Regions from separate parts of the Homo sapiens genome. Here region 1 is linked to region 2. Evidence: read pairs that join two places in POLR2A ChIA-PET (ENCODE). Cell type or tissue: GM12878. All regions are shown on one strand. Each heading gives the region's core, and the rest is flanking DNA. Links, peaks and the distances in the headings are about the cores only.

Region 1 (2,911 bases), core at 211-2,710, 560 kb after region 2:
CCAGTGCAACCTCCGCCTCCTGAGTTCAAGTGATTCTCCTGTCTCAGCCTCCCATGTAGCTGGGACTACAGGTGCCTGCCACCACAGCTAGCTAATTTTGGTATTTTTGGTAGAGACAGAGTTTCACCATGTTGGCCAGGCTGGTCTCAAACTCCTGACCTGAGGCAATCTGCCCGCCTCAGCCTCCCAAAGTGCTGGGATTACAGGCGTGAGCCACTATGCCTGGCTGCAATCTGTTTTCTTATCTGTGAAAGAAAACTGTCTTGGAGGACTCAATATTGTTTCCAAAAACCAGCTAGTTCTTCTAAATGCAATGACAGGAGGGGGCAAAGGCCAAAGGATTCTGAAATTAGAAGAATACTTGGCACATAAAAGGCATTCTACAGATATTTGTTGAATATAAATGAATTAGTGTGATTAATGCTGTTATTTAGCTCACAGCACAGGCCTCCATTCCAATTCAGGTTTTTTTTTTTTTTCTTTTGAAACAGAGTTTTGCTCGTTGCCTAGGCTGGAGTGCAATGACATGATCTCGGCACACTGCAACCTCCACCTCCCAGGTTCAAGCAATTCTCCTGCCTCAGTCTCCCAAGTAGTTGGGATTACAGGCATGCGCCACCATGCCCGGCTGATTGTTTGTATTTTTAGTTGAGATGGGGTTTCTCCATGTTGGTTACGCTGGTCTTGAACTCCTGAACTCAGGTGATCCACCCACCTCGACCTCTCAAAGTGCTGGGATTATAGGTGTGAGCCATCACGCCTGGCCTTTGCAGTGAAAAAAAATTTTTTTTTTTTTTTGAGATGAAGTCTCACTCTGTCACCCAGGCTGGAGTGCAGTGGTGCAATCTTGGCTCACTGCAACCTCCACCCTCTGTGTTCAAGCGATTCTCCTGTCTCAGCCTCCTGAGTAGCTGGGATCACAGGTGCCCACCACCATGCCTAGCTAATTTTTGTATTTTTAGTAGAGTTGGGGTTTCGCCATGTTTGCCAGGCTGGTCTCGAACTCCTGACCTTAAGTGATCCACTTGCCTTGGCCTTCCAAAGTGCTGGGATTACAAGTGTGAGCCACCGCACCCAGCCTTGTGATTTTCTTTTATGTTATTTTTCTTCTTTCCCAGGCTGTCTTCTTCCTTGTTCCTTTTCCTCAGAATCAAGTAGAGACTGTGGTGACTCACCATATGCATTAAGTTTACTGAGCTTTCAAATGGTGTTGAAAACAAAATTAAGTTTAAAAAAGGTCAAGTCAAACAGTCTGGCAGAGAAATGGGGACTGGATAAGTACCAAATTGGTAATTATAATAATGGTCTTGGAAACCATGAATGGAATTCAGTTCAGACCCTTGCAGGGTACAGGGAAACCATGTCTAACATAATACAAATTATACTGTTGGGAGAACATCTCAGAAAGCATCAGAAGAGTCTCAGACAGTGTCTGAAAAATATTGCGGCTTTCTGAAATAAAATTCAGAAAAGCGGGAATAGACGTAAGTAATGTTACATAGTACACTTCAGATTTAAGATTGAGGTATTGCTAAAAATGAAGATCTTGAAGAATGAATAAAGGAAGTAGATTTAGACGAGGAAGAGGTTAAAATATTTGTTGTTGTTCTTTTCCAGGTTGATGACAGAAAGGATGGGCATGTGGCATTCTAGACGTAACAGCATTAGATTTGTTTGAAAGAACTGATAAACAGTGTCCAGAATTAAGCACATTTCCTCCATTTTCTCAAAAGAGTTTCCTGGAGAAGTCAGAAGAAATAATACAATTTCCTATTAAATGCAACATATAACCACTATCTTGAAAGGTCTAGACCACAGTATCTACCAAGCAAAGTACAAGGGCAATTTGAGAGAGAAGACTGAGCTAAGAATTTTTCTGATTTGATCATTTCAGAAGATTGTTAGGCATTTCGTACCAAAATTTGAAAATAATGGGTTTAGACTTACTCTCTCTGGGGGCAGGTCCTTTGAATTGACTTCTGATAGGCAACAGTGCCATGTTTCCGATGAGTTTGGTATCAGGATCCATGAGAGAAGAGTGGTAAGCCTGTAATGGCAAGCCCAGGAAGAACACAGAAGCAGAAAAAGAGCAAATGTCACTGTGGCAAACAACCTTCCCTTAAAGGAAAAAAAGAGTAAACCACCCAAGATTAATTAGGGGAGGGAGAAGGGATAGCAGCATTGAGGTGCGAGGGCTGGTTCTTTCTGGCTCAAGAAAACCAATTGTTAAATTTTGAGGCATTTTTCAAGCTGGTTGTTAAACACAGCTCTTCTCAAAAATCAAATTATATAAACTTACAATTAAGTAAATGATGTTGGCTGGACGTGGTGGCTCATGCCTGTAATCCCAGCACTTTGGGAGGCTGAGGCAGGCAGATTGCCTGAGCTCAGGAGTTTGCAACCAGCCTGGGCAACACAGTGAAACCCCATCTCTACTAAAATATAAAAAATTAGCCAGGCGTGGCGGCGTGCGCCTGTAGTCCCAGCCATGTGGGAGGCTAAGCTGGAGAATCACTTGAACCCAGGAGGCGAAGGCTGCAGTGAGCCGAGATCGTGCCACTGCACTCCAGCCTGGGCAACAGAGCAAGACTGTCTCAAAAAAAAAAAAAAAGTAAATAATGTTAAAAACAATGATGCTTAAGTATTCATCACTTCTTTTTTTTTTTTTGAGAAGGAGTCTCACCATGTTGCCTAAGATGATCTCAAACTCCTAAGCTCAAGTGTTCCTCCTGCCTCAGCCTCCCAAAGGGCTGGGACTACAGGTGTGAGCCACCACACCTGGCTACTTCCTAATTTTTTTTTTTTTTTTTGAGACAGAGTTTGGCTCTTGTTGCCCAGGCTGGAGTGCAATGACATGACCTTGGCCCACTGCAACCTCCGCCTCCCGGGTTCAAGTGATTCTCCTGCCTCA
Region 2 (2,911 bases), core at 143-2,642:
ATTTCACCCTGATAGATCCAATTCTAATTTGTCTCTATGGGGTTAATTCTACTTTTCTCCCTTTTCTTGTTTGTAGTTCCCTTCTCCTGCAGTGAGAAACCTGGTGTTCTCCTTGTTTTTTCCTCATTTGATCAATCCCCCATAGGTTACAACTTCCTATCATTGCTGCCACTCCCTCCCCAGCAAGGATGCCCCTCATGCCATGCTCACGCTTCTGTAGCCCCTGCCAGTCTGCCTTTCCATGAGGATGCCCTTCTCACTTGCTGAGCTCTGGCCACCCCCTCCCCATGCAGACACCTTTCTTATTCCATTTGGGATCTGACACCCACCTTTGTTGTTTTTGTTGTTTAGAAACGGAATCTCACTCTGTTGCCCAGACTGGAGTGCAGTGGCATGATCACAGCTCACTGCAGCCTCTACCTCTTGGGCTCCAACGATCCTCCTGCCTCAGACTCCCAAGTCGCTGGGACTACAGTCGTGCATCACCATGCCTGGATAATTTTTAAATTTTTTGTTAAGACAGGGTCTCACTATGTTGCCTAGGCTGGCCTCGAACTCTTGGCCTCAAGCAATCCTCCCGCCTCAGCCTCCCCAGGCACTGGGATTACAGGTGTGAGCCACTGCACCCAGCCTGACACCCCTCTTTGGACCAGCATGTACCCTCCCCAGTGCCCCCCATTACTGACATTTACCTTGCTGGGACCCACCTATTGGCTTTTGGATTGAATTGTTCAAGAATAGAAGGGCGAGGAAGAGAGAAAACAGGGCGGGGGAGAGGTGGGAAGGAAAAGGGGAAGAGCCACAGAAACCTTCAGCAAGTTGGCTTTGGCTATGGGCCATCAGTTTCTCCCCTTAGCTTCCCGTAGTGTCAGGGAAATACTACCAGGCACAGAGGAGCCACCTCATCTTTTTGGATTGTTGGGTCACTGTACTTCTCCATGAGTTGCAAACCCTCTCTGCAATTAATCTGTAGGACCAGCTTGACCAATGGAGTTGTAATGTTTGGAATCAACTCAGTGTGGGTGAGGTGTTCACTCTGCAAAGTTTCGTCATTTTCCTAAACCAGCTCCACCCAGTGTTAATAACATCTTCCCCAACTGAATCATCAAATCCTTGTTACACAGGCCGTCTTTCCCCCAGCGGTGTCTGTTGGGATGGGTGAAGTAGGCTGAGTTCGTGGTCTTGCTGACATTTTATCCAATAAACGCACCTTCTTTATTGCAGCATAGTAATAATAATAATGACAGCTAACATTTATTGAATACTTAACTATGTTTAAAACTCAACACTTCTACTTTCTAGCTGTGTGGCCTTGAGCAAGTCACTTCCTGTGTCAGTTTCCTGTGGCTGCTTGATGATTTAAAACAATCAAAATGTATTCTCTCACAGTTCTAAAAGCCAGAAGTCCAAAATTAGTATCACTAGGGCAAAATCAAGGTGTTGGCTAGAACACACTCTCTCCGAAGGCTCTGAGCTGGGCACGGTGGTACGTGCCTGTAATCTTAGTTACTTGGGAGGCTGAGGTGGGAGGACTCCTTGAGTCGAGGAGTTTGAGACCAGCCTGGGCAACATAGCAAGGTCCTGTCACCAAAAAAAAAAAAAAAAGACTGGGCATGGTATCTCACACCTGTAATCCCAGGACTTTCGGAGGATGAGGAGGGAGGATTGCTTGAGCTCAGGAGTTTGAAACCAGCCTGGGCAACATAGCAAGACCTCATCTCTACAAAATTAAAAGTAAAAGACGACTCTGGGCTGGGTGCGGTGGCTCATGCCTGTAATCCCAGCACTTTGGGAGGCCGAGGCAGGCAGATCACGAGGTCAGGAGATCGAGACCATCCTGGCTAACACGGTGAAACCCCGTCTCTACTAAAAATACAAAAAATTAGTCGGGCGTGGTGGCGGGCGCCTGTAGTCCCAGCTGCTCAGGAAGCTGAGGCAGGAGAATGGCATGAACCCAGGAGGCAGAGCTTGCAGTGAGCCTGCTGCACTGCACTCCAGCCTGGGTGACAGAGAGAGACTCCATCTCAAAAAAAAAGACGACTCTGGAAGAAAATCTATTCTTGCCTCTTCCAGCCTCTGGTGGCTCTAGGCATTCCTGTCTCACTCCAGCCTCTGCCTCCATCTTCATGTGAGCTTCTCCTGTGTGTGTGTAAATCTTCCCTCTGTTGTTTCATCTGTAAAGTTAGGACAGTAGCAATGCTAACTCCCTGTCAGGGCTGATGTGAGATTTCAATGGGTTAATGTAGATAGAGCAGTTTGCATGCTGGCAGGCAGGCAGCCCTCGATGAATGGTGTGGCTATTATGAATCGATTTACGGAGTTATTTCTACCCAGGACTGGCAATTGTGGGGATAATTGATTCCAGTGATGTCACCTCCCCAACTGCCAGGTTTTCAGCAGGACTAAATGTGCCAAATGGGCTTTGTTGAGCCAACTCCTCTGGGTGTTAAGAGCCACCATGCCAATTCTCCTTGCTGCTTCTTGGGGCCCGTCTGCCGCCTCTCCCTAATTAATGCGAAGGCGCACCCGCCAACAGGCCCACTTGCTGTCATCCCAGGAAACACCCAAGTGGGATACAGCCAAGTTTTGGACATTTTTTCAGTTACTGGATAAAAATAGTATTTTGATCATTTTAACAGCACAGAGAAGAGGGAGAATGCCACCTTGTCCTCCATCTACAGGGGCAGCCTCAGGGGCTGAGAGGGCCTGGCCTTTGTAGTCTCACATGGATAAACTGTTCTAAGGAAGCCTGACTGTGTCACAATCCTAAGACAGTGTCATAGCACACTACCATTATCATTAAATTGAAGAAACATGAAAATGAACCAACCTGTGCAACACAAAAGACCTCATCTCTACAAAAAAAAAAAAAAAAAAGTTAGCTGGGCATGGGGGCGCATGTGCCTGTGGT

The links. ChIA-PET counts read pairs that join two places held together with the same protein. Peaks named below come from ENCODE experiments on the same cell type or tissue, not always from the same donor. Only the 100,000 strongest peaks of a DNase experiment are listed, where the experiment ranks them.
Region 1: POLR2A ChIA-PET joins it to region 2 with 6 read pairs; 5 of 35 experiments call an interaction of 5 or more read pairs at or near these places.

What each region holds. Positions count from the first base shown.
Region 1 is chr12:110,443,505-110,446,415 of GRCh38, forward strand. ARPC3 (actin related protein 2/3 complex subunit 3) reads right to left here. Exons shown (of 7, transcript NM_001278556.2): 2 at 1,948-2,047. Among named protein-coding and RNA genes, the nearest start is that of ARPC3, 5.4 kb to the right of the region's middle. In GM12878, for the core only: no CTCF peak of the experiment used is centred there; no DNase peak of the experiment used is centred there.
Region 2 is chr12:109,887,442-109,890,352 of GRCh38, forward strand. It overlaps a transcript of TCHP not described here. Among named protein-coding and RNA genes, the nearest start is that of GLTP, 8.4 kb to the left of the region's middle. RefSeq lists a silencer at 972-1,121. In GM12878, for the core only: no CTCF peak of the experiment used is centred there; a DNase peak (open chromatin) is centred at 1,360; H3K27ac peaks cover 1,810 bases.